Regions from separate parts of the Homo sapiens genome. Here region 2 is linked to region 1. A link is a loop called in an ENCODE intact Hi-C map of the cell type or tissue named here. Cell type or tissue: endothelial cell of umbilical vein. All regions are shown on one strand. Each heading gives the region's core, and the rest is flanking DNA. Links, peaks and the distances in the headings are about the cores only.

What was found. Peaks named below come from ENCODE experiments on the same cell type or tissue, not always from the same donor. Only the 100,000 strongest peaks of a DNase experiment are listed, where the experiment ranks them.
Region 2: a loop joins it to region 1, with 4 times the contacts of the local background. A loop is called at or near these places in 6 of 110 quality-filtered maps.

The regions. Positions count from the first base shown.
Region 1 is chr15:52,566,691-52,572,074 of GRCh38, forward strand. It overlaps ARPP19 (cAMP regulated phosphoprotein 19), which reads right to left and starts at 2,340. Exons shown (of 3, transcript NM_006628.6): 1 at 2,158-2,340. The coding sequence starts at 2,202. RefSeq lists enhancers at 1,191-1,939, 1,940-2,686, 2,740-2,869 and silencers at 2,040-2,139, 2,210-2,269. In endothelial cell of umbilical vein, for the core only: no CTCF peak of the experiment used is centred there; DNase peaks (open chromatin) are centred at 1,381, 1,641, 2,441 and 3,431; H3K4me3 peaks cover 2,007 bases; H3K27ac peaks cover 2,317 bases.
Region 2 is chr15:52,480,820-52,486,203 of GRCh38, forward strand. All of the region lies in intron 1 of MYO5A (myosin VA), which reads right to left. Among named protein-coding and RNA genes, the nearest start is that of MYO5A, 45 kb to the right of the region's middle. RefSeq lists a silencer at 614-1,882 and an enhancer at 1,021-1,170. In endothelial cell of umbilical vein, for the core only: no CTCF peak of the experiment used is centred there; DNase peaks (open chromatin) are centred at 1,212, 3,122 and 4,615; H3K27ac peaks cover 4,408 bases.

The DNA of each region.
Region 1 (5,384 bases), core at 165-5,164:
CTCCCAAAGTGCCAGAATTATAGGCAAGAGCCACCACGCCTGGCTGTTTTAGTCTTAGAGTGGTATACAAGTTAAGAGATAAGAGTTTATACTTATTTTTTATGTTTGTACATATTGTTTCCTAATACAAGACAGGAATCTATCTGGTTTTCTTCTCTTACCAAGGGTGCACACACCACTCAAGATAGAGAAAGTGACTTAGCTTTTACTCCATGCAAGGCCCAGCTATCTACCTTAATTCTTTAGCGGCAACAGGCAACCTACCAGTAAACTATAAAGGTATTTTTAGCTGAATACTTTGGCTTTAAGTGGAAGGTCAATTGGGTACACAGACAATAACTTAATTTTTTAGGTCATCGAACTGATCTTCCAAATAGAAGAAACAGGTGATTTGGCCCACAGGAACACAGAAGTGACTGTGCACATTTTCTTCATGGTTAGGGACACCATCCACGCCACAGGCACTTAGCATTTACAGCCAATCCTCAATTTAAGAAGGAACATTATATTCCTAACACACTTTGGTTGATTTTAATGACAGCAGCTAAAACCAAAGCACCTTAAATGTTTAATGTAGACAATCAATAAGAGAAAACGTTCAAGCTATCCTTAATATTGTTAAAAGATACATTAGGCTTTTCCAAGTAAAAGTATTTACACTCTAGAAGTCAATACTGCATACTTTGGCAACATACTAACAGAACTTATCAAAGAAAATTACATAGCACACTACTGTGCACCAGAAGTTAATGCTAAGTTTGATGTAAGTGTTTAAGGCAAACCACCACAGACAGGGACTTGTTATTTTTGGGGGCTCCTAAATTTCAAGCAATAATGAACACAATACGCATTTTACAATAAGCAGGTGATACTTAATAATACTGTTAAGATTGCAAACTTTAATATTTGTATTTTTGCCCCCAAAATCCATTTTTTTGGTAATGCGTAAATATATCTATTTTCACGGGATATTCTCAAATAATGTGGTAACTTGGACTTTTACCTATGCTATATGTTTTCTTGTTTTTCAATTACTTTAACATCCTAACAGAAGCACCCAACTTAAGAAAAGTTAACACGGTTTTAAGAACATATGGAATGGGCTTAGAACACTAATCCAATTCCCAACTTAATTAGGACATAAGTGCAACATTAAGCAGAAACCCGCACGAAGGTCAAGCAGTAGACCAAAATCGTATTTAACGGCAACACAACCTGATTTGTAAGAAAAATTGTTGATAAACAATTTAGGAGACAAGATACCTCGGCCCTTTCTCACTTCTCGGCCAGTCACACCTGCCTAGGAGGGCAGGGCGGTGGAAATAATTACAGTGGGAGAGACAAACACCAGCCTAGATAAATACAAAGGCTTGATATTCATAATTTGAACCACAGTGACACTCCCGGCCTATTCCCCTACATCAGGAAGACACAAGGGCGTTTACAAAATATTCCTGTTTCCAATAAAACCCTGATTAATTTCGTGAGTAAAATTTTAAAATTCCACCCTTTCGATTTTTAGTCAAGTACCATATTTGAGTCCCATCGACTGAAACCTTTTTGAGCACAGACTGCGCTGCACACTACACCTGACTCACCTCCTCTAGGCCTCACCCCGCCGTGGGAGGCAAGCACCAGTATTCGGCCTTTACAGGTGAAGACACTGAAGGCCGGACTTTACTCACTGACCATGGTTACAAGGGTTGGCCCTGAAATGCCAATCCTGGCCCACATCGCGGCCCGCACACGAGGCACTGCTTTTGGAGTGAACCGCACGCTCACAATACAAGTAGTTGGAGAGTTCTTCAAAGGAAAAAATAAAACTTCCTAACCAAATTGAGGCTTACAGAAAAACTTAGGCTCTACGCCCAAAGCCTGCGTCCTGGGCTCTCGCGTAAATATAAGTGACTGAGGAACACCGCGACCCACGGAGGTGTTACAAAAGGCACGATTCGGAGTAAACGCGGGGCACGTTGGAACTCCCAATTCGTCGGCGCACCAGCCAGCGACGGCGGGAAGCCAAAGGTGGGGCGCAGGAGCCTCGGCCTCATGCGCCTCGGCCCCGCATCTCGGGCGCGGCCCTCCGCCTGGCGGGAGCAGGCCGCCCGCCAGACCCGGCCTTGGGCAGGGCCCAGGGCTCACGCCCCGCGCGCTCACCTTCTGCTCCTCCGCGGAGGCTGCCTCGGGGACTTCCGCAGACATAGTGCTCCCTCTGCAGACGAGACGCCGGGAAAAGATGCAATTAGCGGGTGGCCGAGGCCACCCGGCCGCCGCCCGTCCCAGCTCTCCCAGGGCCCGCCGGGCCGCCTCCGCCCGCGAAAATGGCCGCCGCCTTATGACGACACGGAGCCGCGAAACGCTCCGCTGGCCAAGGCCCTCGCACGCCGGAGCCCGCCTGCCCCTCCCGCACCGCACCCCTACCTACTTGACCCCGCTTCTCCCGCTCGCTGTCGTCCAAACACTTCCTTTTTTCCTTCAAAGGTCGCCGCTCCTGCCTCACCTCACATCCGTTTGTGGCTGCCGAGTGCTTCCTGGGAATTGTAGTTTCTAAGTGGAACCGCCCCTCCCCGCCCTTTCCTGTCCACTCTGGTCCCCTCGTTCTAGGAGCTTTATTTTACTCTTTCCACTTACCCATCCTCGCCTAGTTCTGTTCTCCTCGCTCTCCGCTCTGTAGCCACACAGGCTGTCTTTTGGGCACGCCAAAAGTCTTGCTCCACTCTGCCACGCCTTCACATCTCCAGTCCTACGTCTCTGCCTCAGAACCTTTCCTTCCTAAACCTCTACACTAGGCCAGAGCCACCTCTTAAAGGCTGTCACAGCCCTGTACAGTTCCTCAACAACATGAACTGTATCATTACACAATTGTCGTGACTTTAGGTCACCTTTCCTTCTCAGATAAGCCGCACCAGGGCAGGGATCTCGTCTGTAATTACTTATATTTTACTCTGAGGGTCCAGCACTTCCTAGATATCTAACGAAGGAATTCAGATTCATTTGTCCACTCCCAGGGGGTCCACTCCCACAAGCTTACCGAAACTGCTAGCATTGAGCTCCCCCAATGACCTTTTTATTTGCCAAGTCCTGCGGCTTCTTACTGAATCCTCATTCTACTTGATATCTGAATAGTTACTCGCAATGTTTGTTGGTTCCAACAAAGTGTCCCTCAGAAACTTGGAAATAAGATTGCCCTCTAAAAGTTAAACTAGTAAAAAGCCACAGAAAATGAATGCATTTCTGGGGGCAGGGGAACAATTGAAAGACCCTAAATGCCTGGATAAGGAATTTGGAAACCATCGAAACTCAACCAGGATGTAGAATCTCAGACAGGAAGAATTGCACTGGAATTGCAACTAGAAAAACAAAAAGAGTTAATATTGCACTCCTTTTGGAGAAACGAAGGAAGGCATTTGTCAGCCAAGGAAGTATTGAAAATAAAAGGGTTCAACAGGCCAACTGTTTGACAAAGATATCCCTTAAGAATGTCTCACGCTGGGCTAGCTGAGAAACTGTAAGATCCACGACATATTTGTTCTCCTTCTATACTCACAAAGTAACATACTGAAAATTTGCCTTTCCCTTAAGCAGAACTGCAGAGAGAAAGAAGAGTGCAGTAGTTAGGCCACTGAAGCATTTAACAGTTGTATTTTTATTAATAAATTGACTGACGTTCTAGTATATGTCCTATATCAATGTATTTGTGAACTTGAGTTAAAATCTGATAGACATACACTTAATGATGAAACTCAGCCTCAAGAAAATTGGCTGTGGCTGGGCACAGTGGCTCACTCGTAATCCCAGCACTTTGGGAGGCCAAGGCGGGCAAATCGCTCGAGCTCAGGAGTTCAAGACCAGCCTGGCCAACATGGCAAATCTCTGTCTCTACAAAAAGAAAAAAAACTTTTTTTTCTTTTTCTTTTTGAGACAGAGTCTCAACTCTGTCACCCAGGCTGGAGTGCAATGGCACAATCTCGGCTCACTGCAACCTCCACTTCCTGGGTTCAAGCAATTCTCCTGCCTCTGCCTCCCAAGTAGCTGGGATTACAGTTGCCCACCACCACACCCTGATAATTTTTTGTATTTTTAGTAGAGACAGGGTTTTGCCGTGTTGTCCAGGCTGGTCTCGAACTCCCGGCCTCAAGTGATCCACCCGCCTCGGCCTCCCAAAGTGCTGGGATTATAGGAGCGAGCCACCACATCTGGCCTTTTTTTTAAAATTGGCTATGTGACCTTGGATAAAAAGAATCTGTTTCTGATAGTGACACTCGCAGAAGGGGAAGTTTGAATTTCTGGGGGCAGACTTTGGTCAAATGGAGAATTCACCATGGGCAATGCTCCACAATGAGGACCTGTCTGGAAAGCCATTCTTTCCCAACTAACACCACTCTGCATCATTATGAACCTTAATGTGTAAAACTGCACACTGGTCCCCAGCACCCTGTTTGTCAAAACTTCCTTCTCTTGATCTCCAGGATACTATTGTCTCATGGATTTCCTCCTACTTAACCTCCCTGTTGAATCTTAACCTGCCTCTTAATGGGAGGATTCTAACAGTTCTGTCCTTGGATCTCCTTCTCTTCTATGTTTACACAGCCTCCAGGAAATAACTTCCACCTTCATAGTTTTTTTTCTTTTTTGAAACAAAGTGTCACTCTGCCACCCAGGCTGGGGTGCAGTGGCACCATCTCAGCTCACTGCAATCTGCCTTCTAGGTTCAAGTGATTCTCCTGCCTCAGCTTCCCAAGTAGCTGGGACCACAGGCACATGCCACCATGCCCGGCTAATTTTTGTATTTTTAATAATTGTAGGCCTGGCACGGTGGCTCACACCTGTAATCCCAGCACTTTGGGAGGCCGAGGCGGGTGGATCACTTGAGGTCAGGAGTTCGAGACCAGCCTGGCCAACGTGGTAAAACCATCTCTACTAAAAATACAAAAATCAGCTGGGCATGGTGGTGGGCACCTGTAATCCCAGCTACTTGGGAGGCTGAGGCAGGAGAATTGCTCAAACCTAGGAGATGGAGGTTGTAGTGAGCTGAGATCATATCACTGCACTCCAGCCTGGGCAACAAGAGCAAAACTGTTTCAAATAATAATAATAATAATTTGTAAAGACGGGGTGTTGCTATGTTGGCCAGGCTGGTCTCAAACTCCTGGCCTCAAGTGCTCGGCCTGCCTCGGCCTCCCAAAGTGCTAGGATTACAGACTTGAGCCACTGCGCCCGGTGGACATTCATAGTCTAAACTGCCATCTAGGGATACCTTGTTTTTTGGGGCTTCATTTTATTGTACTTCTAGATACTGCATTTTTCACAAATTGAAGGTTTGTGGCAATCCTGCATCCAGCCTCTATAGGCGCCATTTCTCCAACACCATGTGCTTACTTTGT
Region 2 (5,384 bases), core at 228-5,227, 86 kb before region 1:
TGCTACAAAGTGCCAAACCATAGCTTCCTTACATATAGCTAAATCCATTTACCCAAATGCAGTCATTCATTTAACAAGTACTTACTGAGTACCAACAGGCACAGGTCTAGTCCTGGGATACAGCATTGCACTTGCAGCTGGATTCATGGTTGGGTTCCCTTATGCCTACCCATCTAAGATACCAGATTCTTTGCTAGAGCCATGGCATTTGGTAGTGCACTGGACCACACTATATGTAGGTATTATGAGTCTTCATAATCATGTCTACTGCCTGACTTTGGAGGTTAGAACTAGCATTATTAGGTGCAAGCACATTTATCTGCATTGCCAAAATCCCAGTCAGCACCGGTGCAGTAAAAAACAGATGGTGTGCCTGTAACTCATGATTGACACATTGCTGCAACAGATGCTAGGTATGTCCTTGCTGAAGATCTAAGCAAATGGTCTCTAGGAATGAAAAACAGATTTTAATGCAAACAAAGATTGCCTAGAGATTCTATAAGATTTTCTATTTTACTTTATACCCTAACTAATTCTGTTTGGTTCCACAAGTATTTAGTATGTGTATATTCTATTTCATACACTGTTCTAAGAATTGCAGAAACAAAAATGGGTAAGATGTTTTCCCTTCCCTCAAAGTTCTGCTGATGAGATGGACACACACAGACACTGTCAATATGACACACAAAGTTCTGTGATGGAGGAATGTACAAGGTGCCATGGGAGCCCAGTGGAGTTTGCAAACCTCACCCAACTTGTGCAAAGAAAAATAGAGTACATGGTAACTTCCTAAAGGAGGGGGACATGGATTTGGGCTAGAAGGACAAATAGGAGTTAACCAAGCAAATGAACAAATTCATGTTCCAGACATGAATGAAGACATAAAGATGTGGAACAGGATAAAATACACATGAGGAATAACAAGTAGTTTAGAATCACTGTAGCAAGAAATGAGAGGCCAGAGAGATTCCCAGGGCTCAGATCATAAAAGGACTGGAACATAGTAGTACTCAGTAAATACTTGATGAAAGAATTGGCTAGAGCTTTCATGAAGGAAAAGGTATAAGTATGTGGTTATGCATGTTGGACAAATTTTGTATGTCCATTTTGTTAGTAGAAACAGGATATAATCAGTATTATTCTACATCAGTAGAATTATAAGAACATGATTCAGTCAGCAAGAACTTGGCTCACTCAGCATGATAACTGGAGACTCAGGCATAATAAAGAGGAAGTGGCTAGGCAGTTTTTATATTCTTGTGACCACAAGAGAGAGAAGAGCTAGAGTGGTATCTGCACAGACACAGGCAAAGATCATACGGAGAAAGATGAAAGAGGCATGCACGGGGTCTGTGAGCTTGAGAACTTCCTGGATATAGCAACCATCTCTTTTCTCCTATAGGCCATCTCTTTTTTTCGTTTAACATAAATAAACCAAGTATCTGTGACTCTACCTGACCTTCTTCATGGCATCATGTGGAAGAAACCCTGATCCAGAAGGGAATAGAACTCATATTCCTGGTAGTTGTTTTTTGTGAGTGGGCTTGGGCCCTTTGCTGCTGCTGAAGAGGGAAGAGGATAGCCAGAGCTGGGAAAAAGAGGAGTCAACATGATCCATACTCTAACAACTCCATGTTGAACATATTGAAACACACAGGAATCCTGGGCCAGAGTAGATTTCCAATAATTTTACAAAAACAGAAGCAATACAGACACCATAAGTACTGGCTATAAATTCTAAAAACTTTCATCACACATCAAAAACAACTCAACAAGGTGAAATTTATTCCATTTGATATCCCTAACATTAATTTCCTGTTCATAATTTTTTTTTTTAATAAAAGGTAAGACTGTGGAGGAGGGCAATCTGCTTAATTTTGCTGTGAACCTAAAATGGCTTTAAAAAAATTTTTTTAAGTGAATCCGGTCCATTAGTAGAGGAGTTGCGGCAGCTCAAGGCAAGGAGCCTGAGGCCCAGATTCCTAATTTCTTGGCCCTAAATAGTGACTCTATCCCCTGATGCCCCTGGACTACCAACCTGCCCGTGGCTCTTCCAGGTTTCTAAGGTCTCCTGTGATTAGGCTTCTATCATTGCAATGGACTGATACTCAAGCTCACTCAGGTGAAGGATGAGCAGGGCACACATATGAATACAGAGGAAACAACAGGATAAGGAACCAGAGAAGAGCTAAGTCACATAGAGGAAAAAACCGAAGCAAAGTGTTGGTTCCAAGGCAGGCCCTGGAAGCCCATGAGTAGGAATTGGTGGCTTTTCTGGTACACCACTGCTAATGGGGTCAGAACTGTCAATGTGTCTACACCACTCCTCTGGTTTATCTTTTCCATACTTGTTACAGAAATCCCCAAAACAGGACACCTAAATGGCTCACTTAAACATTGCTACTTCTGTTTAGACTGCCCTTTTGAGACCAGGCCACATCAAAAGGCCCTTACGAGTGAGCCATTTTCAGGTCAGGGCCTCCCCTTGTCCAATCAGCTTGGCTGGATCATTTGGTTTCTTAGCAGGGGCCCCAGGTCAACAGGGAGAGTGAGGGGTACAGTTACCCTTTGAAGGGACCGTGAGTATGGCAAGCACTGTGAATTAATTTATGATACACTGATGGTAGCAATGCCTTAGAAATTTCAGGAGTAGGGAAGAGAAAAAGTGACATCTGGGAGGCAGTAGAGACTCAGCAATATATTTAAAAACAACAACAACAACAAAAAACTATGGGTGCAAGGACACGCCTAGAAATTTCTAAAAAACCCATTCTCAGCACTCAGTTTTCCTTCCCCATCCATTCCAATCCATAATTTGGAAAAACATGTCCCACTCCCCAACATTCTATGGATTAAGGTATTTTAATTGAGCAAATGTTATGTTAAAAGATATCCTGGCAAGAATGCGAAGGTCCATCCCCAGACTAGATGAACTTCTTCCTTAGCTTATGGCTATGTCCACACCCTTATGACAGCCCTAATTGTGGTTCCTGAACTTCTATTATTATAACACAACGATTTAGAAAAACAGTCTGCTCTATACAGCTAATGTCACACTGTGGAAATGAATCATTCTGACCAAAAGCCTTGCTTCTGGCAGTGCCAATCCCTTCCTAAAGCAACTGCAAGCCGTCCACCTCCCAGTCAGGAAGCATCTGGTAGCTGGGGCTCTAGAAGTATCCCTGGGAAGTCAGTCAGAACTAGAGAGACCACTAACATTTGTTAGGGGGCACTGGAATTGTTGAGCTCTGACACATGATCAAGTAGGCCAGGAAAAGTAACTAATCTTAGGATCCTCATGTTAAGAAAGATTAAAGTGATTAGATCAATCACTAAATGACTATAAGAGCAGAACCAAAAGTATTCTATGATAATTGTAGCAAGTTGAACGTATTACAGGTATGCATTACATTTTCCTGAAAATATATGTGAATTAGAATGCAAGGAACTAGAACACAAGAAGCCCTGGCTAGTTAGGTAGCTATGGTAGAAAATACACATACACACACCCTTCCTTTTTGTTTTTAGAAAATAAGAATGTGGATCTGTTCCAGTAGCCAGGGAGGATAGAGTAGATATTAAAGACAAAAGTATTTTGCCCTCCTAATCCTTTTTATTACCAGAAAAAGGACAGAAGATGAAATCAACACTAACTTTAATCCTGACTTCTGTTTCACTCTTCACAGGATTTTGCAGATACAAGTATTTCAAAGTGATCATTATATGAAATGCCATATATGTTCCTGAATTAACAAAACAACTTGGTAGAAAGAATCAAAAATTGCAGGTATTTCCTTATTCCCCCAAATGTTTTCTGATTTCAATGTTTGTTTGTTTGTTTTTGAGACAGAGTCTCGCTCTGTCCCCCAGGCTGGAGTGCAGTGGCATGATCTCGGCTCACTGCAACCTCTACCTCCCAGGTTCAAGCAATTCTCCTGCCTTAGTCTCCGAGTAGCTGGGATTGCAGGCACCCACCACCACGCTTGCCACCAGCCTGGCCAACATGGTGAAACCCCGTCTCTACTGAAAATACAAAGAAATACAATTTTTCGCTGCTCCTGGATGAATTTTTTTGTATTTTTAGTAGCGATGGGGTTTCACCATGTTGGCCAGGCTGGTCTTGAACTCCTGACCACAGGTGATCCGCCCGCCCTGGCCTCCCAAAGTGCTGGGATTACAGGTGTAAGCCACCGCACCCAGCCTCAATGTTGTCTTTTTAAGTAAACTGTCTGTTCTTTTGAATAATTACAAAAAACAGTAAGGCAGAGTTAATAATTACAGAACTTTCAATAGCTAGGAAGTATGTAAGTCATTACAAATGATTTTCATTTCTAAACAATTTTCAACTAACTTCTTAATCCCTTAAATTATCCTTCTCTACTAAAGATCTGTAAATGACAGAACACAAATCTTTAAAAGAGAATAAAGAATTCACTATGTAAAAAAAAAAAAAAAAAAAACAAGACTGTCAGGTGATTAATCACTTCTAATGACAAAAAATGTTTTAGGGTATTGAATTTGAACAAAGTAGTATATATTCTCAAATACTATTGGAATTAAGGGGACAATTAGAATCCTAGAGAGTTCAAGTTTTCCGTCACATGAGTTAAGTAGCCTAAGTCAGTTGATCTCTGCACGAGACCTCTGATTAGATCATGAGATACTGAATTCTAGAATAACAAGGTCTCTTTTTAGAAATCCTTACTCTAGGTAGTACTAGATGAATGTTATTAAAATGAAATAAAAACATGAATCAGCATAATATTTACCCTTTTAAAAAAAAGATTAAGTAACCTCTTGTATGGATAATATAGTTTCTACTATGCTAATGTAATTTTTCACATCATAGCCAGAAAGGAGTGGGTTTTACATAGACTGTTAAAAAAGATAATAACATAAACATACACTTTTGGTAGAAAAAGCCTCAATAACTTGAACAGAAACGACAAGAATAAAGATTTTTTAGCATGATAGTAATATGCTAAATAATTAAATTTCTCAAATTTTTCTTCTAACAACACACAAACGTATTTGTCAGTTCAAAATGTTGCTTCTTTGAAAACACTATAGTAAATCCTTTAGGCGAATCTTAGGATTTCAAGAGCCTGGCATTAAGCATCAACACAAAATTATTTTAAGTTGCTAATTATCACCGTAAACAAGCAGTCATGAGGGCACAGTTCTGAAACCCACATTTCCATAGTAAACGTTTTCATTTTTATGAACTGTTTAAATCACATTCCTCTTCTATACTTTTCCTATTCATTTTCAAATCAAATTCCAATTCAACACGTATTTACCAAGTCCCTCTTACAAGCGAGGTTCTGCGTTAAGCTGGGGGTGGGGGATGGTGAAACAAGGAGGATGAGAGCAGAGCCTGTTCT